Regions from separate parts of the Mus musculus genome. Here region 2 is linked to region 1. A link is a loop called in an ENCODE intact Hi-C map of the cell type or tissue named here. Cell type or tissue: gastrocnemius. All regions are shown on one strand. Links, peaks and the distances in the headings refer to the core of each region. The heading gives the core; the rest is flanking DNA. Region 1 overlaps Nup98 (nucleoporin 98). Region 2 holds the start of Pgap2 (post-GPI attachment to proteins 2).

Region 1 (12,795 bases), core at 3,216-11,215:
TAGCAGCTGAAAAATATAGTAGGCAAGAGCTAATTGAAAAACTGAGAGAAAAAGATAACTCAGAATGAGAGAGCTGCTAAGGATTCACATTGGGCAATAGAATCTAGTGAGCAGGGTACTGAGTGGTTTTAAGAAGTTGATAGACAGTGAGCGGAGTGAGAGAGAAGTTCTGTTTATGTCCATTATGAAGACTTTGCGCATGTTAGACAGGGCTCGCGTCACCCCTTCCTATTCCCTGGTGACATTTGAAGGAGCTAGAAACCACCTGTGGCTCTTACTAGTGTTAGTTACTAAGATCCTTTACTTTACTAGCATAGGGAAACTACCTGAACTGTCGGAATGAAGAGCAGACGGTACATTCTTTTCATTCTTGAGTCGAGGAATCATTCTGTTGTATTCTTCTTGGAGAAACTGATTTCCATAAGGTGTTTCTGAAGTCTGGAGGACCCACCCTCCACCCCCCACAATAGATGGCAACCTATCTCAAACTATAATGAAAAAGAAAATTAGAAAAGATGGAAGGTTGTTTCTTGAGCTTTTTATGAAAATTTATATCTTACTTTAAGGGCCACATTTGCTCCTAAAAAAGCAGGTATGACTAAGAAACAGAAAAAAATTTTTGTATGATCTTGTGTAACTTCTAGGTGAGAGAAAATGTTGACACATGATCCTTTGTTGCAGGCAAATTAAGGCTACTGTGGAAAGTTTTTTCCTGTGATCTTATTAGTTTCAATCTTCTGGTTTTGGTTCCAGTATCTAGCTGATTGCTTCAATAGTATGGATAGCTTGACTTACATATATATATATGTATATATATATATATAAATGAATGCTCTATCTGTATGTACATCTCCATGCCAGAAGAGGGCGTCAGATCACATAGATAGTTGGGAAGCCACCATGTTGTGGTTGTTGGGAATTAAAATGAGGACTCCTGGAAAAGCAGCCAGTACACGTTATTGCTAAGCTCTCTCTCCGGCCCCAAAAGCTTGATTTCTTAAATCAACCATCATGTGAGTCCCATGGATCTTCCATGGGATTCTGACATACTTACTCTAACAATTCTCCCCAGCTGATGGAGATGTGTGGGCAAGTTTGAAACTTGCACAGCTTGAAACCTTTGACACACTTGTAGACACAGATGTAGCTTTTACCTCACTTTGTAATTGAACTGAATCTGAATTCAGTAACAGAAAATCACAGGGCTGGTGAGATGGCTCAGTGGGTAAGAGCACCCGACTGCTCTTCCGAAGGTCCGAAGTTCAAATCCCAGCAACCACATGGTGGCTCACAACCACCCGTAATGAGATCTGATGCCCTCTTCTGGTGCGTCTGAAGACAGCTACAGTGTACTTACATATAATAAATAAATAAATAAATCTTTAAAAAAAAAAAAAAGAAAGAAAATGCTGTCTTCAGCACTCGTATATGTCTGTCCTGTGCACCGTTGTCTAACCTGATCCCGTCATGAAGTCCTCCCAGTTTGCCTGGGTGCTGTGGGTAAGGATTCCTTGGTGTAGCCTAGGAACATGATAGTAAGGGCAGTAAGTTGGTGCCATTCTTCTTCCTTCCCTCCTTACCTACCTGTCCTAGTCCATGTCTTTTTATGGTCAGCTGCTTTTTCTGCTTCTTGCCAGATGCTGCATTAGGTATAAAGCACAAGGCACTTGCTCACTGAATTAGTTGATGCTTTTCTTACTTACTAGGTAAAGAAAACAGTAAACCATGATTCCTGTTTTCAAGCCTTAACTGCCTAGTAAACCAAACGTATGTAGGAAGTGATAATACATTTTGATACATGATGTTAAGTAGAAAAAGCAGTACTGAGGAAGTGAAAACCAGTATCTTGCTGATAGAATGCGGAATATCAACATTTGCTGAAAGGAGCTCTGGCTGAGAGTATAGCTCAGCTTAGCATGCATTTAGCATACACAAGGCTTTTGGCTCTATCTCCAGTAGCACATTAAAAACTTGTTTCCTCGAGCCTTTAATCCTAGCAACTGGTACACAGGTGAGTGGATCTCTGTGAGTTTGAGGGCACTCTGATCTTCATAGTGAGTTTCAAGGCAGTCAGGGCTACAAAGTGAGACCCTGTCTAAAAAAGTAAACATATTTAAACATACTAGGGAACTTAGGGGAAGAAAGTTTCCTGTATTTATAGCATCGGAGCATCATACCAGGATCTCCTTGCTAGGCCTCTTTACCACCAAGTTCCCATCCCCAGAATTTTAAAGCATAAAAGTAGTCTAATATGCTAATAGCTTCACCTTAAAAACTTGGGGGGGGGGGCAATGGTTACTATCAAACCCATCTGTGCCTTGAACATGTCAGGAATATGCTGTGCCACTGAACTTGGGACCTAAGCCCAATGTTGCCTTGGGAACATTATCTAACTTTATTTGAGCAGTTTTAGGACAATGTCTACAACTTAAGAGGTAAAGCACCCTTCTACCATAGCTGCTCAGTATTTTCCTAGTTGTTCATAGGGTCACCTATTCTCTCAGTAAGGCTATTTGTTAAAGGAATGCAGGATAGCCGTAGTAAATGTCCAGTTAAAGAAGAAATTGGAAAGTTTGGCTAATAGTGGCTATTTTTGTTCAAAGAGATCATAAAGGCTTAACTAATGCCTCAGCACTTAAAAGGCTGAGACAGCAGGATGTGTGTTCAAGGCCATCCAGTCCTACATAGTGAGACATTGACTCTAAAATAAATGTGCAAAACTCTTTAAATATGTTTGTTTATAGATGTTTTGCTTGTATCTTTGTCTGTGTACTTTGTGTGTGCATTACCCTCAAAGGCCAAAGAGGGCATTGGATCCCTTGGGGGTTTGAGTTACAGACCAGTGAGAGCCACCATGTGGGTGCTGGGAATCAAACCTGAGTCCTCTGTAAGTTCTGCCCATGTCCTAACCACTGAGCTATTATATCTCACAGTCCCTGCAAAACTTTCTAAGTGACATTGAAACCCTGTGTTTAAAATGAGGAAAATACTTATATCACAGCATCTATTTAAAATATAGAATAAAATAAAGCACTCATGGAAAATCAGCCAAACATTGTTCAGGGATGAGTTATGTGATGTAAATTATAGTTTTTTGGAAGAAATGATTAATACTACCTTTTTGTCTTGAAAATGTTTTATGAATTGTCTCAGTTACTTATTCACACTTTATTAGGTTCTGTGTGTGTTTAGGATATAACATAACAAATTTGTATTAAACTAGTTTATAGTGCACTTCCATTTTATAAGCATGTTTCCATAAACTCTCATGTGTGTGTACAAGTACATATGTACGGGTATGTGTGGAGACTGGGGGTTGATAACAGTTATCTTCCTCTGTCACTCTCCACCTTATATTATTGAAAAAGGATTTGTTCACTGAACCTGGAGCTTACCAGTTAGTTAGTCTTGCTGGCCAGCAAGCCCAGAGAGCCCCTTGCTTGTGTCCCACAAGGCCTGACTTCTTTCATGGGTACTCTAGATCTAAATTTATCTCCTTGCACCATTCTTACTGAGCCATTTCCTTAGACACCATCTCTTTGTAACTATTATTTCTTTAAAATTGCTTTATAAATATATATGTAACTTTGATTCTTTAAAACAAGATTGTTCCTGCCCATAGTACTGTTGCTTATTTACCCTGATGGGGAAATTAAGTGTGAACATTTCTCATATCTCACATAAGACTCATATACAGAGCACAGCTGACTCTAGTCTCCCAAAAGATTAAATTCCAGAACCAAAACTGTTAGCTAGAAACTTATTTATACCCCAACAGTAGTGGCGCACGCCTTTAATTTTAGCACTTGGGAGGCAGAGCCAGGCAGATCTCTCAGTTCCAAGACAGCCAGACCTCCTCAGAGAAACTCTATCACAAAAAAAAAAAAAGCAAAAAACTGGGAAGTTTGGGGTTGGAGAGACCCAGATTGAGATCCCAACATCTATGTGGTAGTTCACAGCCATCTAGAACTCCAGACACACAGCGCATATACATACATGCAAGCAAAACAGACACCTAACAAAATGGAATTATTTGTGTGCTAAGAATGTAATTTGGGGGGTGCCTATCTAACATCTTAATAATGGTGCCTTTTTCTCTTCCCAACTCAAGTCATTGGGAAGTCAGGGAGACCTGGTGTAAACCAGGAAATTATGCTTGCTAACAAAGAGAAGAAAGGTGTAATTTGAAGATCACTGTGGGCATTGACTCAGATACTCAACTCTGGCGCATAATTCCAAAAGGATGGTCCGAGAACCACTTTGTTAAACCCTTTATAACAAATCTGCTCTCATCGCTTAGAAAATGCAGAATATAATATTTCTTTATCATATTCTGAGTAAAGTTAATCTGTTTGGCTTATTTGAATGTTGCTTCTCTGTTTTTGCTGTCTGCAGAGCCAGAGCCCAGAAGTGGAGCAGTTAGGCAGGGTTGTGGAACTGGACAGCGACATGGTAGATATCACCCAGGAGCCAGTTCCAGATTCTGTGTTAGAAGAGAGTGTGCCCGAGGATCAGGAGCCTGTGTCTGCTTCAACGCATATTGCATCTTCACTGGGAATTAATCCACATGTTTTACAGGTGACATTCTGACCCATCCTTACTATGACAAAAAGCCAAACTAATATTTAATCCCCTATGTCACATCACTTCTCTTGAGTATTCATGTAAAACTGTTTAGACCCCACTATGAAGGAAAAGGAAGCAGGCTTCATATTCCTATTCAGTAAGGAAACTTTATATTGATAGTGAAAAAGTGGTCTCTGTTTACAAGACCTGATTTCTCAGCAACGTTTGTAACTTTACTGCCCTGACTTTACATAGCCGGTTAACAACTACTAGTTCTCTTAAATTGTACTTTGTCTACTTTATAGAGTAATTTTGAGGTTTCAAACAGAAATGTTAGAGTCATGGTAAATAGATGTTTAATTTCTTCCTCCATCCACTTGCCTTTTTGTTTAGCTTTTGGCTTGTTTGACTTTAACATCATTTACTGAATGAGGCACATACAGGATAAGTACTGTGTTGCTCACAAAAATGTTATACTTGTTCTGGGCACAGACTTTAAAAGAAACTAATTTTGGGTTCATGTAGACTGCATGTTTCTTTCAGTGGCCTTTGATTTGTGGAAAATACTCATTCTGCAGATACTGCCTTTTTTAGATCATGAAAGCATCATTGCTTGTTGACGAAGAAGATGTAGATGCCATGGATCAACGCTTTGGTCACATCCCTTCCAAAGGAGAGACTGTCCAGGAAATCTGTTCTCCTAGACTCCCCATTTCAGCCTCCCACTCATCAAAATCCCGCTCCATAGGTACAGTATAAATGTGCTGGTTTCAAGGACAGTCTCTAGATAGATTCTACTTTTCATGTTTCTTCTAAGCTGAATGGATCTCTTTAGCAGAACCCCTAAACTATGCATAACAATAGGCATATTTTTTTAATACATACCATACTCTTCCTACCATCTAAGGCAGGGAGATTGCTGTGGATTTGAGATTACCCAGAACAACACAGCAAGACCCAGGGAGCTTGGCTCAACAGCTAAGAACCCTTGTTCTTGCAGAGGACCTCAGTTCTCAGAAACCACATGGTAGCTTATTACCCTCTGTTTTCCAATTTCAAGGGATCTGACACCCTCTTCTGGCTTCCCTGGCTACCAGGCACACGCATGGTGCATATATATGTGTATGTATGTATATGTATAAGTATATACACACACTCACACTCTCTCTTAAGGACTCATGCATACACATTAAATAATGTCTTTTAAAAAAAAACGGGTAAGTGAATTGGCGTAGCTGGTGAAAAGTGCTTGCCGTCGAGCCTGAGGACCTGAGCTTGATCTCTAGAACCCACAGAGTGGAAGGAGAGAAATTACTTGCTGAAACTGTCCACTGACCTCCATGTGCACACACACACATTTTAAAACAGGAAAAGTAAAAGTGCTGACATGGCAGGTTTTTAAGCATCGTAAGTACCTCTTTGTTGGGAACCCACTTGTGCTCATTAGTTGATAGCCATGTTTAGTCACTTGTGAATGTGGATTACATAGTAAACTCTATTCCAATCACCACCATAATACTTAGATTCCTCAAGTTAGCCATGCTCCTTTTAGTTAGTCCTTATATTGTCTTACTGCTTTTATTGATAGCAAACTTCAAGTATCTACTTTTCCCTAAACCTTTGAAAATCCCTGTGGGGCAATCACAGTAGATTTTAAAACTTTTCCTTTTCCTACTAGGGTTGCAGATGATACTTTATAGAGTACTCACTGGCTGGAGAGAAGATGGCTCAGCAGTTGAGAGTATTGACTGCTTTCCATTGAGTCTGGGTTCAATTCTCAACACCATCTGTGACTCCAGTCCCTGACACACAGTGCCCTCTTCTGGCCTCCTCAGATACTGCATACACATGGTACACTGTCATGTAGGCAGAAACACACATTTTTTTTTCTCGAAAAATCTTAAAAAATAAAAAGATTATGGCATATTGATATCAGTGAGAATTTTTGGCAGTTATAATTCAAAATATTTTGAAAGCTAAAGAACTACCACCAGAAATTTTCTGAAAAGATAAATAGGGGCCAGCAAGAAGGCTTAACATGTAAAGATGCAAGTTTGATTCCTAGGACCCACATTGTAGACAGAGTAAACCAACTCCCTAAAGTGGTCCTCTTACCTCTCCTTACGTTCATACACACATACACTTTAAAAACCAAAATAAATTGAGGGGCATGGTAGTTCACACAATCTCTGTCCTATTGAGTTCAGCCTGAGATTTATAGCAAAATGCTATCTCTAAAACATATTAGATATTTGCACTTACAGAAACTTGACTTTTAATAGAAGCCTGCACTCTGGGGTACTTCTTTTCATCTCAGCTCTTAGAGACCTAGGGAAGGAGGATTTAGAGTTCAGAATGAGCATGGCATCTTAGCAAGACTTCATCTCTGCATCTCTGTCTTAGTTAGGGTTTTACTGCTGTGAACAGACACCATGACCACAAGGTGGGAGCATGGCAGCATCCAGGCAGGCATGGTGCAAGCAGAGCTGAGAGTTCTACATCTTCATCCAAATGCTGCTAGTGGAAGACTAACTTCCAAGTAACTAGGGTGAGGATCTTATGCCCATACCCACAGTGACACACCTCCTCCAACCAGGTCACACCTATTCCAACAAGGCCACACTTCCCAGTGGTGCCACTCTCTGTCCCAAGAATATACAAACCATCACAATTTCAAAAAAAAAAAATTTTTTTTAATGTTGTGTATAGATGCTTTTTCCTGTGTGTATTTCTGTGTCAGCGACTACATGGTTGATGGGGATTAAACTCGGGTAATCTGGAAGAGCAGTCTATGAGCCTATCTCTATCCCAAGGAAAAAATACTTTAGTTTGTTAAAGCATCCCTTAATAACATTTCCTCAGACCTAGCACTGAACATTACATGTCAGCACTTCAGTTTTCATCTGTATGGGACTTTTTGTGGTTTTAGTTTGTTGGTTTGTTTGTTTTGGGTTTTCTGATGTTGAGGTTTTTGAGACAGGGTTTCTCTGTGTAGCCCTGGCTGTCCTGGAACTCACTCTGTAGACCAGGCTGGTCCCAAACTCCCTGCCTGCCTCTGCCTCCAAAGTGCTGAGATTAAAGACATGTGCCACCATCACCAAGCTGGTTTTGTATTTTAGTTATACATAAGGCTGTACAAATACAAACTCAATTTTTAGATTTATCTATGTGTATTGAATTTTTTTTGACTGCATGCATGTATGTGTGACAGGTACATGCAGTGCCTACAGAGGTCAGAAAAGAGTGTCAAATTTCTTAAAAGTGAAGTTACGGTTAGTTGTGAGCCCCTGTGTGTGCACTGGGTACCAAACTCAGATCCTCTGCAAGAGCAAGGAATGCTTTTAACTGCTGAGCCACCTTCTCTAGCCATTATAATGTCCTTTTAGCATAGTCTCCATCCCCTTAGCCACTTACTTTGCCCTTTCCTGTTTCTTGGTCCCCAGACAATTTTTCTTCTACTTTCATGTCATTAGTACATAAATAATATTAGGAAATGTGTAATATCAAAGATCCATAAATAAGAGAAAACTTGTAATATTTGTATTTCTAGAACTGATCTATCTCACTGTATGTTATTGTCTCCAGTTGCATCCATCATTTTTACAATAGTTTTATTGCATATATGATTTCAGTTAGGATATGACCCTTAAGAACAGTTTTACCCAGGCACATCACCCAGTCTCGCCACTTGATAGCGCTGTGGACTTAGAAAAGTCCCTTCTCTAAGCCCAATTACCTCAGTTTTAAAATGTGAGTGGTAGTAATAAGGCTTCCTGATCAATGTTACTGAAAAGGGAAGTGTACACATAATTGTCTTTAATATTGTTATTAACATAATCCTCAAAGATTCTTGTTTTTGTTTTTTCTTTATAAAAATCATTAAAACTCTTGCTTTGATTTCACATCTGAAAGGGTAATTATCAATGGACTGGAGAAATGGCTCAGTGGTAGAGAGCTCATACCGCTCTTGAAGAAGGCCCAAGTTTGATTCCCAGCATCCTTATCAGGCAGCTTACAACCACCCGTAACTCCTGGTTCAGGAGCATTGGACACCTGGCATCCACAGACATTTACAGTCCTGTTGATATACCCACAAACATACACATAATTTAAAATATTTTTGAGTAAATATTGTGGCATACTCCTTTAATCCCAGCACTCAGGAGGCAGAGTTCAAGGCCCACCTGGTCTACATAGTGAGTTACAAGACAGCCAGGCTATACAGAGAAATCTTATCTGGAAAAACAACAACAACAAAGATAATTACTATATATAGCCAGGTGTGGTGCACACCTTTGATCCTAGCGCTCAGGAGGAAGAATCAGGTGGATCTCTGGGTCTAGCCTGGCTTCATAGGTTCTAGGACTTAGGCTCCAAAGAAAAGTGATTATTGTAAAATCTGTCTGGATATCTTCATCCTTAGTGATTTTTGTTGTTAATGAAGAAACAAACTGTGTTGTTTAGCATCTTTTCCTCTTTGTTTCAGTTGGTGGGTTGCTGCAATCAAAATTTGCAAGTGGAACTTTTCTTTCACCAAGTGCCTCCGTGCAAGAATGTCGCACTCCCAGGACATCATCTCGCATGAACATCCCATCCACATCCCCCTGGTCTGTCCCTCTGCCCCTGGCCACTGTGTTCACAGTGCCCAGCCCAGCCCCTGAGGTTCAGCTAAAAACAGTGGGGATACGAAGGCAACCAGGCCTAGTCCCTCTTGAAAAATCCATTACATATGGCAAGGGGAAGCTCTTGATGGACATGGCCCTATTCATGGGACGTTCATTTCGGGTTGGTTGGGGTCCCAACTGGACTCTTGCTAATAGTGGAGAACAACTGCATGGCTCCCATGAACTGGAAAATCATCAGGTTGCCGATTCTATGGAATATGGATTCCTGCCCAATCCAGTAGCTGTTAAATCGTGAGTTATGTTTATTGATGCTTTGGGGGAATGTCCACATTATAGTTGGGGCTGTTCTGTTATCAAGAAACCCAAGGTCAGCACCCTGCTTTTTGATCTCTCTATATAAATTTTTAACCCAAGTATAAGTATTTCATATGTTATGTACATAGTATCATATATGTTCCTATGTAGTCCCTACAATTAAGTCCTCTGGTAATTATCATACAAAATGTATTGCATTTACACCAAATATGTACAGTTTTCTTATGTATTTTTTATAATCCTAATAAGTTTGTGTATATTTACTATGGATTAAATGAATATGAATACTTTATTAATTTTTTAATTGATTTTGAAAAAATAAAGATCATCAGTTTCATGAACATCTCAGGAAAATCCATTCTAAATTTACTAATTGACTCTAGATATGTATTATTTTGGAGATTATTAATATCAGTTTTAAAAATTGTATTAAGTTCAGACTGGCTTCATGTTCATCTAAATTTGTAACCTATCTGGGCATGGTGGTACATATGTATAATCCCAGCACTAGAGACAGGCAGAAGAGTTCACAAGTTAGCTCTCTTAGAAACTCAAGTGCTAATACAGCCCAGTAGAACTAGCATGCCCAAGACCCTCACTTCAATCTCTAGCACAACAATTTAAAGCAGATACAAACAAAGGAATTAAGTAATTTAGAATCAGGCCGTATGTGTTGGTATATGCATATAATCTAGTCACTTAGGAGATAAAGGCTGGAGAATCAGAAATTCATCGTCTTTCTTGGCTATATATCAAGTTTAGGGTTACATGAGATGTATCTCAAAATATTTGGTATGTATAAACTTACCTTCATAACTTTTGACACCTAAGTATTTGTAAACCAGGCATTCTACATATAACTTTTGATGTTTAGATCTTGTAGTGTCCACATAAGTCGTGAAGCAAGTAATTACTGACTCCCATACTTTTGTACCGAGCTGTGCTTTGTTGCATTAAAATGTATTGGTTATCTTGCACTTTGTATCATTACTCATCCATGATTTTATAAACAATAGCATTGGCCACTTGGAAATTATTGTTCACTAATTTTACACATGTTGGAAAATATAAAGTTCTTACTATTTTAATAGACCTCATTAGTCTTTTTAAGGTTTAAGAAACTGACACTGTATAGAATATTTCCTATTCTTCCAGAGGACCCAAGTTTGGTTCCCAGCACCCACTGTGGGCAGCTCATAACCTCTCGTAACTCTCACTCCAGAGTATCTGACACCTACTTCTGGATTCTACAGTCATCATCTGCCCCTGACCACAATAAATACACATAATACATAAAAATAAGTCTTGAACAATCATTTATAAAAATAGAATTAGGTTCTCAGGACTGTGAGTGTAGCTCAGTTGGTACAGTGTTTACACAGTATGCATGAGGCTCTAGGTTTCATTCCCAGCACAGCATAAACCCAGCATAGTGGCCCGTGCCTGCATGCCTGTAATCCCATCATTTTGGAGGAATCTGGAGGCAGGAAGAAGAGATTCAATATGATCCTTAGTTACATGTTCAAGACAAGCCTGGGCTACATGAAACTCTGTCTCAGAAAACAAACATTTCAGTGAAATGCCTTTTATTCTGTTGGAAGTCAGAAATAAAGCATAGGTTGGTTGTAGGGAAATTTCAGCTGTCTTCATTTTTTTACTCATCTGTTGTTTCTTCTAGTCTATCTGAATCCCCATTCAAAGTTCATTTGGAAAAACTCGGCTTAAGACAGAGGAAGCTGGATGAAGATCTGCAGTTATACCAGACACCTCTAGAGCTCAAATTAAAACATAGCACTGTCCATGTAGATGAGCTGTGTCCTCTCATTGTCCCCAACCCTGGGGTTTCAGTCATTCATGATTATGCAGATTGGGTTAAGGACTCACCTGGAGATTTCCTGGAACTACCAAGTAAGTACACACCATGCTCTGACCTTTGTCCCAGGAGTCAGGTTAACATGGCGCGCGTTTCCTTCCGGGAAGTCAGATGACTTCCTGTGCTTACACAGTGCTGCAGTGCATCTGGAACAAGAAGAAAGAAATTATGAGTCTTTAATCATTCTTATGGCTTGTAGTTTATAAATACTTCCTCAAACACCCACAGCTAGTCAAAACCCTCAGATTTTGATAATTGTATTCCTTTTATTTCAAACCAAGATATTTAACTATGTGTTTTGCAAATCATCTTTATGAAAGGGAAAAAAAATTCCCCCTCTAAAATTGCCTTTAATTAGATTTTAAAAATAATAGTGACATGAGAGTAAGTGAAAAGAAGCCCTTTAACTGACAAATACCAAGGACATGTAGTAACTCTGTTTGTTGTTATGTGCAGGAACTTTAGATTTATAGCTATCAGTGCCTCAGGAGCTGTGCAGTTATTTGCCCTTTATCGTTATTGACATGTGCTAATGATATGCGTGTGTTTGTGTGTAATCATACTCACCCCCTTTTCTTCCCTTTACTTAACTTTATTTCTTCCATATCCCCACTGGTCTCCTTACTCATTGTGTGTCTGTCAGTCTGTCGTTTTGTTTTTTGAGACAGGCTTGCTTTGTGTAGCCCACTAAGCACAGCTTGTCTTTTTTTAACTTCCTTGTTTCCTAAATTTCACTTAGAAAAGAAGACATGGGATACTAGTTTTATTTTGTTTTGTTTGGAGTGACTTACTTTGCTTACCATCAAATACCGTAGTTTACCTGCAAATGCCATAGCTTAATTCTTTGTGGCTCAGTGAACCTCCACCATATAATATAGACTGCACTTTGTCTATCTAGTCCTCTGTTGAAAAGGCTTGTAAGATCAAGGCTGACTCCCTAACTTGTCTGCTGGAAATCAAGCTACACTCACAGTGTTTGCTATCTTTTATGAGTTGACTTTCATTCTTTGGAGTAAGAAGTCATATAGCTAAAGCATAAAACATTTCAATTTTTTCAAGAACCTCCATACTTGTTGCCATGGTGACTAGACTAATTTATATATCCAGCAACAAAATACAAAAATTCCTTTTTCTGAGCTGGGCACGGTGGCGCACGCCTTTAATCCCAGTACTTGGGAGGCAGAAGCAGGTGGATTTCTGAGTTCGAGGCCAGCCTGGTCCACAAAGTGAGTTCCAGGACAGCCAGGGCTACACAGAGAAACCCTGTCTCGGAAAACCAAAAAAAAAAATTCCTTTTTCTCTAGACACTGTCAATCAGTACTTGTTAATTTTCGAATAGTTTGGTTTTTATTTTTTCTTAATGTTAATCATTCCACTTAGAGTGAATTACAATCTCAAAGGAGTTTTGATTTGCAT
Region 2 (12,795 bases), core at 1,945-9,944, 86 kb before region 1:
GAACTTCGGAAGAGCAGTCGGGTGCTCTTACCCACTGAGCCATCTCACCAGCCCCTATGCTTCTTACTTAAAAAAAAAAAAAAAAAAAAAAAAGTGTGTTCACTGCTAGTTACTAAACCTCCTTAAACAGGTTACTTGAAGGGTAAAGCTCCCTGTTACTTGGGATGTATAAGTAGAGGCGATGTCATTAGTGATGGGAGTGTTAGGCTGGGTTAGTTACTTTATGCCTAGGGCTGGCCCTTCCTCTGGGATATTTTGGGTAGGAAACTCAAAGCATAAATAAAAGCTTAAATTGTATCCAATAAAAGAGTCCCAGGGAATGGGGATGAAATATTCCCAGGGCCACTAGGCCAGCAACTAACCTATGCTTTAGCTCCCTAACTAGTATACCAAGAGTGGGTAGTGGGTATCAGGTAGGCTGAGGTCATGGGTCCCGTTAGCCCTCAGGGCCAGCCAGAAGGGCAGAGTAAACAATGTACTGTTTAACTTATAAGCTGTAAAAACTTTATATTTTTGTTTGGACTACCTGCCTTTCCCAAGGCACTAGACTGGGAATCATATGTATTTACTCAACAGATTCTTTTTGACTCAGTGCAGTGTTTGTTCTCATGGAGACGCCAGTATGGTGAGGAAGACAGATACAGATATGGTATGAGAGAAATGTAGGCAGTAACACCAAGAACAGTAGGCACTTATAAGAAGGGGTTACGTCTGACTCAAAGAGGCCAGGCAAGGTGTTCCAGAGGAGGAAACACCTTACAAAGGATTTTCAGGACGGACAGAAGTTAGGTAATGAGAATACATGATGCATTATCTGAAGTAAGCCCTAAGGCAGGAAATGATCTTAGATCACCTAGCTCACTGGCTCTCAACCTTCCTAAAGCTGTGACCATTTAATATAGTTCCGTATGTTGTGGTGACCTCCAAACATAAAGTTATTTTGTTGATACTTCATAATTGTAATTTTGCTACTTTATGAATCACAATGTAAATATCTGATATGCAGGATATCTGATATGTGACACACACCCCCATGGTTGAAAACTGCTAGCCTGGCTGCTCTCTTTCCTCCCAGTCCTTTCCTTCCATTTACTTTTATGTATTTATTGGAGGGTAGGGATGAGATAGGGTTTCATTCTTTAGCCCAGGTTGACCTTGCTTTCAAGTGAGTCCTCCCGCTTCAGTCTCCCCACTGCTGGGATTACATGCAAGAGCCACCACCTCTGGTTTCTCCATCCCCTCTGTGATCTCTCATCAAGTATCATGTCTACAAATTAGAAAGAAGACTTTCAAGTCATATTGAACAAAAGAAGCAGGTCATCACCCCAAACTCCCATCCAGAATCCTCTGCTAGACCTAGGCTTCCTATGGGGCCGATGGTCTTTTACAGGAGGGGAGGGTCATATAAAGGCAGCTGCCTGCCGGGCCTTCAAAGTTCTCTCTAAGGCTAGCTAAGCTCCACGTCCAGGCTCCCCCTCACCTGGGGCCCTGCCTATTTATCTCCTGACCCACCTCCTAACCTTATGATCGCTTACTCTTTCTCATTCTCTTCCTCGTCCTGTTTTAGACCCTTTGTACTCCCAACCCAACTTCCCATGTTGTCTCTACCTGGACTCTACCCTCGTCTTAGAAAGGAGCAAGGCAGGCACCATCAACCTGTCTATAGACGTAGAAACCGATGCTCATTCTCTAGGTCCCAGGAAGCACTGTCGATCAGTGAAGGAGGAGCACAACAGACATCGACACAAGTATTACCCCATTTACTCATATTTTATGGAGAAACTCAAATCTCTCTGCATGGCTCAAGTACCCTCAGAAGACATGGAACCCACTGTAGAACACATTCATGCACATAACTTGGTCTCCACACAGAGTTTCACTCACACATACAACCATTCTTGAAGCCATTAAATATAGGCATGTCCCTCACAATCACATACATGCACAAAACGGCATTCCCACAGACACAGGCATAAGTCCAAAGTGACACACTGTGAAACCTACATTGTCCTCTATCCCGGTCCCATCCATCCCCTCCCCCTCCAGGAAACCCTGGAGCTCTTGAACCTGTTCCTCTATGAAGCAGTAATTGGATTCTGGGTTTTTATTTCTTTGTTTGTTTTCAAGGCAGGGTCTTTCTATATAACCCTGCCTGGCCTGGAACTCATATAAAGATCAGGTTTGCCTCTAACTTTCAAGTGCTGGGATTAAAGACATGAACCTCTATAACTGGCCAAGGTTCTGAGTTTGGGGGCTGCCCAGCTTTAGTAACCCCAGGCCCTATAACTTTCATAGAACGTAAAAGGAACCTAACTCATGAGACCTCGATTTACAAATAGCCCGCCCCCACCCAGTAGCCCATGAGAACTGGCTAACTCTGTCAAGATGAGCCGCCAGTGCCCTCCAAGCCCTACCCCACAGTGTGTAGATGTTGTCTCCTTGAAGTGAAAGAGCAGGGACCACAGGATGCAGAAGAAGAAGGCGACAAGTGGACAGCAGACAGTGATCAGGGCCACCATAGTGAAGCGGAGCCGGACTAGGGTCCCATCCCGGTCCAATGTCAGTGGGACCTGGTACATCTTGTCAGACCTAAGGATGGAAGGTGTGTTGTCAGGGTTGTCAGGGCCCCAGGCAGCAGGGCTGAGGGTGCAATGGTAACGCTAGCACTCATGCTCAATTCAAAACTCAGGAAGTCTGAGGAGACTCCTAAACTTTGGCAGCTCCTGTCCCAGATAAGGAAGTCTCAGAATCCCAAGGCAACACTCAATTTCCGTTTCTGAAGGAAAACAATGAATTCCATCTATACTAAGATAAAGCTTGAAACAGATTGGAAGGCCTTCTCTGCAACTCTCTGCCACTCTAGATAGGCCTTGGACTTCATAGTTGGTTTATCTAGTCTTTCACTGATTCAAGAGCCAAGCTTAAAACCCGTGGCCTGTGCCTATCTGCCCACCCCCAAGCCTCCGGCCCAGCCTCTTGGTTCTCACTGCTTCACTCACCTGTGTAGGGCCCTGCTGCACCTTCAGGCCCGTCCCAGACTCTGGGATTACAGGCACAGCAATCCAGTGCAGTAGGGACTCCATAGAAGCTGACAGAACCTCCATCCCATGATTGTCCCTGCCTGCAGCCTCACGTGCTCTAAGGGTGAAAAGCTTTGCAGAATCAGGCCTGGTGATAGCCTGGGCTTGCTGTGTGCAGGTCAGAGCTGCTTTATCAGCTTCTGGTGGCTTCCCTATAATACCCAGTGCCTCCTGAGATGAAGTGAAGGCTCTTGAAACTGATTTTTCCCTCAGACAAGAGTCTGCTGGAGCCGGGCACGGTGGCACACGCCTTTAATCCTAGCACTTGGGAGGCAGAGGCAGGCAGATTTCTGAGTTCAAGGCCAGCCTGGTCACAAAGTGAGTTCCAGGACAGCCAGGGCTACACAGAGAAATCCTGTCTCGAAAAAAAAAAAAATAGTCTGCTGGAACATAGTGGTGCACACTTTTAATCCCAGCACTTGGGAGGCAGAAGCAGGTGAGTTTGAGGTCACCCTGGTCTACAGAGCAATTACTAGAATAGCCAGTGCAACACAGAAAAACTCTGTCTCAAGAAACCAGTGTGTGTGTGTTGGGGGGTGGGGGGGCGTGTAGCAGAAGATTGACTCTAAAGTTCTAAAGTCAGGCACTATAACAGCTCAGTACATACTAATAACCCTGGCCCAACCCCTCTCGGTGTACAGATGTATAGAAGGAGAGGTAAAGCAAGATTCCACGCAGGATCAGCAGTAAGGAAATACAGGGTCCACAAAGAGCTATATATTTCAACTGATTTTCTTGATCCCTTTCTCTCTGGACCAAAACTCTAACCAGGAAGGTCAGATTAGAACTGGAATGAGCAGCCAGGCGTGGTGGCGCACGCCTTTAATCCCAGCACTCAGGAGGCAGAGGCAGGTGGATTTCTGAGTTCGAGGCCAGCCTGGTCTACAAAGTGAGTTCCAGGACAGTCAGGGCTACACAGAGAAACCCTGTCTCAAAAACACCAAAAAAAAAAAAAAAAAAAAAAAAAAAAAAGAACTGGAATGAGCAAAAGAGAAAAGAAAACAAATACCATATATCTATACCCATGAACCAGTCTGCCTGTTCCCATTGTAAAGATGGAGAAACCAAGAGAGTCTCTTCCTCAAAGCTGAGCTTGGGGAAGTCATTCTCAGAGTTTAGGTTTCTTGGTGCCGAACTATAGCTGGCTCCAGATACATAAAAACCGGCCCTTCTGGTCTCAAGCCATGACTCTTTCTGGCCCCACCCTTAAATAGAACTCTGATCTCAGGCTGGCCTCCTAGCATTCCAGAAACAGGTGGGTACACCTCCACATTTTCCTCTGCCTTTCCACCTACCTCTCTGCCAAGTAGCCCGACCCAAGTTCTCAAGTTCTTCCTCCCCTTTGGGGCAATAAATATTTGGTCAAGCATCTCCCTGGGAAGTTGGAAGTGGCATTGATGACCCTCCCAGATCTCACCCATTCTCTAGATAGGGCCCTACACAAGAGCACTGTGGCCAGCCAGCCCACACCTAGACTCTCTGAAGTAGATTTAACCCAATCCTCCTCCTAATGGTCCTCCCCAAAGCCAGCTGCTCTGTATCCGTGAACCACTGGGATCCTCTAACTGAAGACCAGATCGTCAGCTTGAAAGAACCTTACCCTGGACCTTACCCCATGCAGGGTCAATGGGGGGCAGGGGGTGGCATTCAAGGACAGTGTCAGAAACAAACAGAAAAGATAGCTGCTTCTACTTCTTGGCAGTGTGCCTGGCCTCCCTTTTACATGTATGACCTTGGACAAGTCACCTAACCATCCTGGGCCTGTTTCAAATTGTAAAAGAGGAAATCACATGGTCTAGATTACTTGGAAGGCCTCTCCACCATGGCCACTGCTTGATAGCTCAGTTTGAGGAGCCCACTACCTTAAGTTCTGCTCCTAGGCAACCTAGGAGTTCTTCATTGGCACTACTTAGTTGATTTCATTTTATTTTAGTTTGTGTGTGCACGTGTTTATGTACACTCTTCCAGAGAAAAGATCTTACTGTGTAGTCCAGGCTTGCTGGAAACTCCCAATCCTTCTGTCCTTGCCTCCCTGTTACTAAGATTACAAGGCTCTGAAAACTGTTTTTGTAGAAGTACCACCACTTCATATCCAAAGTCCCTAAAGATCTCACTACCACACTCCTGTCAGAATCTACATTCTGAGCTCAGTACTTGATATACAATATCTCTTTTAGTTCTATTTATTTTAGGAGACGGTGTTGTCCTCCGGGTTCCCATTTCATAGAAAAAGAAAGTAAGTCCCAGGGTAGTTTAAAAAAAAAAAAAAAAAAAAAAAAAACCACTTACTCAAAGCCACAAGCTAGTAACTGGCAGAGCTGGGATTCAAAACTAGTCTGAGATTCCAGGGCTCCCCCACGCCTCCATCTGCAGTGCCTGGAGGAATCTCGAGCAAAAGGCCCTGCGGAATAAATGAGGCAGTCTTTAAACCCAGCACACCTAGCCCTGCCACCGAGTGGACAAAAGCAAGACAGTTCAGCACCTGGATGCCTGCAGTTCCCGGGGTTCTGAGTGTGGGCACAGGCAGGTAGGCGCCTAGACCGCAGGCCTGCGGAGGCCGGACCTCGTGGCGGGGCTCCCGAAGTGGCGTTACCCTGTGGTCCAAACTGGCCATTCCCTCCTTACTCACCCAAGTACTGGTGGATAGGGGGCCGTACCCCGTAGCCAGGGGCGCGGAACCGGGAGCCCCAGCCCGGCCCGGGGGCGAGTGGAAGGGGGCGGGTCGCAGCAGCAACGGCGTGAGGCGGGGCCAGCGCTCTGGGGTGGGTCTTAAAGAGGAAACTGGTCCCGTTTCAACACTTGCTCCTCCCCATTTTGGGGTCCGGGACTCCAGTCTTTCTTTATAATCTACTGTCTCCTCAAGCCAAGCTTCCCTAGTAGTTCGGCTCTGTCCCCATTATTTTTGAGTACGTGAGAGCAGTCAGAGGGCCCAGGACACATGGTTTTGAAATGTTGAATAAGTCACCTTGTCATCTTACCTGTGGCTGCATGCCATCACCTGTTGAAAGAATGTAAAATTAATTCAATGGGGCCCAAATTCTTTCATTACCTGACCCGATTCTCCAGTCCTCTACCCTCATTCTAATCGAATTATCCAGCTTTGCACTTCTGAAATATTAAGCCAAATTTGCCCCAGCCGTGGCTATTTTCCCTCAAACTTTATTCCCTATGACCGGCTACAGCATCCAACAAAAGGAGCTGAAAAATAAAATAAAATAAAAATAAACCAAAAGCCACATTGCAGATAGATCATCTACGCCCATCTCAGAAACTAAGGGCCAAAGCTGTTCTCACCTTTTATCAGAAGAGGGAGCCCTATGCTGTCCGACATCACTGGCGCACGCGAGGGAGGAGGAGGAAGGGGCGGGGGGAGGGGGGGACGGGACGTTCAGCCAGATCCAGCTTAAGGGTTCTTCACGGAAAAGGAGGAAGAAGAGAAGGAGGGGCAGGGAGAGGAGGGGGGGGAGGAGGAGGGGGAGAGGAGGAGGAGGAGGAGGGGGAGGAGGAGGAAGAGGAGGAGGAAGAGGAAGAGGAGAAGAAACCAGGTCCAGGTGTTCTTTTCCCACTTTGGCCTGGCCTAGACTGATAGTTTTTGAAAAAACTATCCTACCCAAAATAGGAAGGAGGGTGAGGGGATCAACAATTTCCTACAGACATCTTGAGGATTGTCAGGACCAACTGTAGCAGTAGTGGGACTTCTGAGTCAGACAGTTATCACCGTTTAAATCCTACTTAAAATCACATCCTAGGCACATTGCTACTTTGCATTTAACTCATTTAATCCTCATAAAAATAAAGTGGATCTTTTTTTTTTTTTTTTTAACTGAGTCCCCTATGGGTGAGGTGACTTGTTCAGTGAGACCTCTGGGTGGATGAGATAGCTCAGTGGCTAATGGTACTTGCTACCCAGGCCTATAACCGAGTTCAGTCCTTGGAAACAGCAGAATGGAAAGAGAGAACTACCTCCCACAAGTTGTCCTCTAATCTCCATCAGCATTCCCACATTGCAAAGTAAAAAATAGTATCCTCCTCCCTTCAAAAAGCAGGCAAGAGCTGGGCAGTGGTGGTGCATGCCTTTAATCCCAGCACTTGGGAGGCAGAGGCAGGCGCATTTCTGAGTTCGAGGCCAGCCTGGTCTACAGAGTGAGTTCCAGGGCAGCCAGGACTACACAGAGAAACCCTGTCTTGAAAAGTCAAAAAAAAAAAAAAAAAAAAAAAAAAGTAGGCAAGAATCTCACATAGCCCACACAGGCCTCAAACCTGTTATGTAGTCAAACCTCCACTTCTTAGTGTAGGACTACATGTATGTCTCACCAATCCATGGGCTATGGATGGCTGGAAGTTATTGGTGCATGCTGAGCAAGCACTCTACCAACTAAGCCAAATCCCTCACCAAGGTAGAATCGAATAATATCCCCATTTTTTGTTTTTTGTTTTTTGTTTTTGTTTTTGTTTTTTTGAGACATTGTTTCTCTGTGTAGCCCTGGCTGTCCTGGAACTCACTCTGTAGACCAGGCTGGCCTCGAACTCAGAAATCTGCCTGCCTCTGCCTCCCAAGTGCTGGAATTAAAGGCGTGCGCCACCACACCCAGCTTAATATCCCCATTTTACCAAGTAGTAAAGTCTCTAGAGAAGGCACATTACTTACTCGTGTGTCTGAAGTCATCCCAATAATCACTCTATATAAAGTCAACCCCACGGAATAGCTATAATTGCCACACTGGAGAATGGGAAAGAGAGGTTCAACCATGCTGATTAACTTGCAAGAGCTCTTTTCCCTGGATTTAGGCTTGTTGGTTTACTCATCGTAGGTCCTCTCTGAGACAGGTGCAGGCAGAGCGACGATGGGGGTGATCCAGAGAGGTGCATCTCAGACTCACTCTCTGGGGCTCCAATTCTAGAGAAAAGGTGGTTTACTATAAACAGCTATTTTTCTTTTTTTTTCTTTATTTCAATCTGTAATTCCCCCCCCCCAAAAGACAGGGTTTCTTTGTGCAGCCTTGGCTGTCCTGGAACTTGCTCTAAAGGATAGATCTGGCCTGGAACTCACAAAACTCTGCCTCCCCTGCCTCCCAAGTACTGGGATTAAAGGCATGCTCCACCACTGTCTTACTTGTGATTTTTTAATATTGTTTGGGCAGCAGGGCCCATGTGTGGAGATCACAGGTTATTCTTAGAGAGTCAGCTCTCTTCCTTCACTATATAGGTCCTTGGGATCAAATTTATACTGTTAAGCTTGCCAGCATGTGCCTTTAACCCACTGAGCCATCTCATTCTTTTTTTTTTTTTTTTCAAACAGATTTCAGGCAGTCTTTGAACTCACTATGTAGTCCAGAAGAATGGCCTTGATCTCAAAGCAAGTGTGTGGATTACAAGTGTGCCACCACCAAGCTTACTACAGCTACATTTAAAAAAAAAAAAAACTTACTATGTATATATGATGATGATGGTGGTGGTGGTGGTGGTGGTGGTGGTGTGTGTGTGTGTGTGTCACCGTCTGTATGTGGAGGTTAGAGCACACCTCTCAGAGGTTGGTTCTAGATCTAGGACTCCCATGGCTCTGCTTCTTCCAGGGATGAGACTTGGGTCATCAGGCAGTGTCTTTACCAGATGAGCCTTCGCAGCCCTAGAAGCTACTTTTCTTGACTGAACTCTACCACGTTCTTAAGGTTTTCAGAGCAAATAAACTGGCAAAATTTTACTAAAATGACCATGTCTACCCAGTCTCAGCAACTAGGCTTGTGTTTCCTGTCTTGGGGTTTCGTGTCTTCCAGCTCCATCCCATCCTCGTTCCTGCTCCCTGTGTGGACTCCTTACTGTTCCTGTAGCCCTAGATGCTGGCCCCTGCGGCTGGGTCCTTTAGTCTCTACACTACTACCAATGTCCAGCTTGAGGGTCTCTGACCTTGCATTTGATTCTCTTGGGATCTGTACAGTGTGGACTATTCATCTCATAGTTCTGAGTCTGTTCCTTTGTCTGTAAAACATCTTAAGGGATATCACAGGATACTTTGAGAACAGAAGTAAGACACAGTGGCAGGTGAGCAGAAGGTTCTCAGTATGTGAAGGCTGTTACAACCAGACATACGAACTATGCCGGAGCCCATGCTAACTCTTCTCTGCACTCGGTGGTGGATGATCCCCCTCTGAGCACATTTCTGTCCATTTGGTTTATGGAAGAAGCAGGAAGAGTGTGTTCTTACAACATGCCAGAGACCTATAAATATCCTTCCATGTGATCCTCTTAATAAACTGGATGGGTAAATTTGGTGAAATCTATCATACAAATAAAGGTGATTAAACAGGTGTGGTGCCACAGGCCTGTAATTTCAGTGGTAGGGAGGTAGAGGCAGGAGGACCAGGAATTCAAGATCATCTTTGGTTACGTGGTAAATTTAAAGCCAGCCTTGATTGTTGTGCCTCAAAAGGGGAAAAGGGGGGGGGAGAGGAGGGGAATATGTGTGGCAGATGGCAAGGTACTTGTCAAATATTCCCATCTCACCCTTTGAGGTGGAGAGATATAGAGATAACCAACTCCCAAGAATTTTTTTCTTACCTCCACACATGAGTTGGGCACATGTGTGGAGGTAACAGACACAATACACACACAACAGACACAATACACACAGACACATCAATAAATGAATGCTAAATTTTAAAAAATCATTAGAAAATGAATAAGCAGTCAGTCAGTGGTGGCGCACGCCTTTAACCCCAGCACTGGGAGGCAGAGGCAGGCAGATTTCTGAGTTCGAGGCCAGTATGGTCTACAGAGTGAGCTCCAGGACAGCCAGGGCTACACAGAGAAACCTTGTCTCAAAAAACACACAACACAGTCATCTATAGGATGGAACACAGAGCCCCAGTGGAGGAGCTAGAGAAAGTACCCAAGGAGCAGAAGGGGTCTGCAACCCTATAGGTGGAACAACAATATGAACTAACCAGTACCCCCAGAGCTCGTGTCTCTAGCTGCATATGTAGCAGAAGATGGCCTAGTCGGCCATCATTGGGAAGAGAGGCCCCTAGGTCTTGCAAATTTTATATGCTCCATCCAGTACAGGGCCAAGAAGTGGGAGTGGGTGGGTAGGGGAACAGGGCGGGGGGAGGGTGGATAGGGGACTTTCGGGATAGTATTTGAAATGTAAATGAAGAAAATATCTAATAAAAAATAAAAATAAAAATAAAATTATCCAGAAAGTATTACACTAGCAAAAATATATTTTGACTTACTATATTTTCTGATTTCTATTATTGTTGAAAAAATTCTAAAGATTAATTTTGTGGATAAAATTACACATTCTTTCTTCTGTCCAATTTAAAACATTATAAAAATATTACTGTTTTACTTTAAAAAAGAAAAACAAACAAACAAACAAAAAGAAAATGAATGAGCAATTAAGCTGCCAGTCTCCCTTCAAACAGTAGGTACCCAGGGCTTCCTAAATTGGCATTTGTCCTTTGTTCAAGTAGCTGTTGGGGTTGATATTTTCCGGTATCTCTTGTTCTCTGGTGGATTTGCTTATATCTAGAAATACCCTAGACAGGCTGTGCCTTAAATAGCATCATCAATGTCCAATTTTATCCACAGTTATTGTCAAATCTCCATATGCACACCCTCACTCCACGCACTTTTAAACAGACTCAGTTTTCACAAAGATATTTCAGCACCCAGTAGCATGGAGGCAGTGTACAGTGGGGGACAGAAAAGAAAATATAGCCTGATGTGTCAAGAACTGCTCCACGGGGCTGAAGAGATGGCTCAGCAGTGAAGAGCACTGGCTGCTCTTCCAGAAAACCTGGGCTTGATTCCTAGCACCTGTGGTGACTCACAACCATCTGTAATTCTGGTTCTAAGAAATTTGTCACCCTTGTCTGGACTCCTAGCGGACAAAGCATGCACATGGTACACACACACACACACACACACACACACACATACATACATACATACATGCATGCATGCATACATACTTACATACAGGCTAAACATCAATCCACAAAGTAAAATAATAAAAAAAGAAAAGATTTCCTATAAGAACTCTTCACTGACTTCTTATCTCTCCACCACCCTCAAAGTTTAACTATGTCTCTTTTTTTAATTTTCTATCCATTTTTAAAAGATATATATGTACATTTAAAGATATATATGTATATATACATATATATAATGTATAAGATATATGTACATTTTAAAGGTACACACAAGTGCGTGCAATCACACACATACACACACACCAGAAGATGCCATTAGACAGTTGTGAACTGCCATTTGTGTGCTGGAAATTGAACTGAGGACCATTAGAAGACCAGTGAGTGCTCTTAACCACTGAGTCATCTCTCCAGCCCTGTTGGCTCATTTTTTGCTTTTCTTTGTAGAGGGATTTAATCCAGCAATACGGCTACTTTGGCTAGAATACAAACACACTCTTAGTACACACCTTTAATCCCAAACAATGAAGTAAAGTTAGTGTGTACAAGTAGATACCCATGTGTGAAAGTGATGTCTAATTGAGTGGCAGACAAAGTGATGAGTCAGAGAATGATTTGACAGAATAGGATCTGCCCAACTCTCATGAAAGAGAGAGGAAAGGAAAGCTACTTGAGGGAGCAGTGGAGAGAGAGAGAGAGAGAAAGAGAGAGAGAGAGAGAGAGAGAGAGAGAGAGAGAGAGAGAGAGAGAGAGAGAGAGGAGAGACAGTTTTATCAGACAGTTATAGAAAGACAGGTTGCAGAGAGAGAACAAGATAAACACAGGTAAAGACAGAAGAAAAAGGAGCCAGAAGATTAGAACATATTGCCAAAGTTAGTATGAAGCCAAGCACAGCAATTCAGTCAGAAGACAAGGGAGAAGCCACATTCAGTCAGTCAGCCTGGAGATGAATTTGAGCCCGAACAGCTTAGTTGAATCAGCCAGCTAGAGCTCAGAAAGAACTAGAAAGGGTGAGCTTATTTAGCAGTAAGTCTCAGAAGTTGAAAACATCCTAGGCCTAGATTAGATTATACAGAGGTTAGAAGCTTCTAGAACTAGACCTAGGTTAGCAGACTGAGGCAATAGCCTCCCAGACAACAATTACATCAGGAGAAATATATATATATATATTATATATATAAAAGAATATATGGAAAAGGAATATAATTATTAACTATTATTAATATATATAATAAAATAATTTTCTTTTCTTTTTCTTTCTTTTTTTTTTCTTTTTTTCGAGACAGGGTTTCTCTGTGTAGCCCTGGCTGTCCTGGAACTCACTCTGTAGACCAGGCTGACATCGAACTCAGAAATCTGCCTGCCTCTGCCTCCCAAGTGCTGGGATTAAAGGCGTGCACCACCACTGCCTGTCCTGAGCCATCTTTTTAGTCCACATTGGTGCCCCTCATTGCCCCCATTTATTTATTTATTTTTGGCAGGGTCTCACTTTTAGCACTGTCAGACCTGGAACTCACTATGTAGAACAGGCTGGCCCCAACTCATGAGATTTGCTTATTTTGGCTCACTGGAGCTGGGAGTACAGGTGTACAACAATCCTGACTCCCTTCTTTGCTGTTAATCAATTATTTCGTAGCTCTCCATAGCTTTTATAAGCAGGGATAAATTCCTTAGTGTGGTGCTCAACCACTTTTGTAATCTGGTCATCATCTTCTTCAGCAATTAGATTTTAGACCCTAGCTTTATCTTCCTCTTCCATGAAACTTTGATCATCTTTTCCTTTTCCC

Evidence for each region. A loop is a pair of places that touch in the nucleus more often than their neighbours do. Peaks named below come from ENCODE experiments on the same cell type or tissue, not always from the same donor. Only the 100,000 strongest peaks of a DNase experiment are listed, where the experiment ranks them.
Region 2: it touches region 1 in a loop (2.6-fold over the local background); 2 of 42 quality-filtered maps call a loop at or near these places.

Annotation. Positions count from the first base shown.
Region 1 is chr7:102,131,251-102,144,045 of GRCm38, reverse strand. It overlaps Nup98 (nucleoporin 98), which reads left to right. Exons shown (of 33, transcript NM_001287164.1): 21 at 4,396-4,578; 22 at 5,161-5,314; 23 at 9,053-9,482; 24 at 11,185-11,414. Among named protein-coding and RNA genes, the nearest start is that of Chrna10, 21 kb to the right of the region's middle. In gastrocnemius, for the core only: CTCF peaks have their summits at 6,388 (motif pointing left) and 8,264; a DNase peak (open chromatin) is centred at 6,388; H3K27ac peaks cover 241 bases.
Region 2 is chr7:102,216,065-102,228,859 of GRCm38, reverse strand. Pgap2 (post-GPI attachment to proteins 2) reads right to left here and starts at 5,789. Exons shown (of 7, transcript NM_001382592.1): 1 at 5,710-5,789; 2 at 5,370-5,481; 3 at 2,415-2,589. The coding sequence starts at 2,579. In gastrocnemius, for the core only: a CTCF peak has its summit at 6,359 (motif pointing right); DNase peaks (open chromatin) are centred at 4,738, 5,788 and 6,420; H3K4me3 peaks cover 1,875 bases; H3K27ac peaks cover 2,371 bases.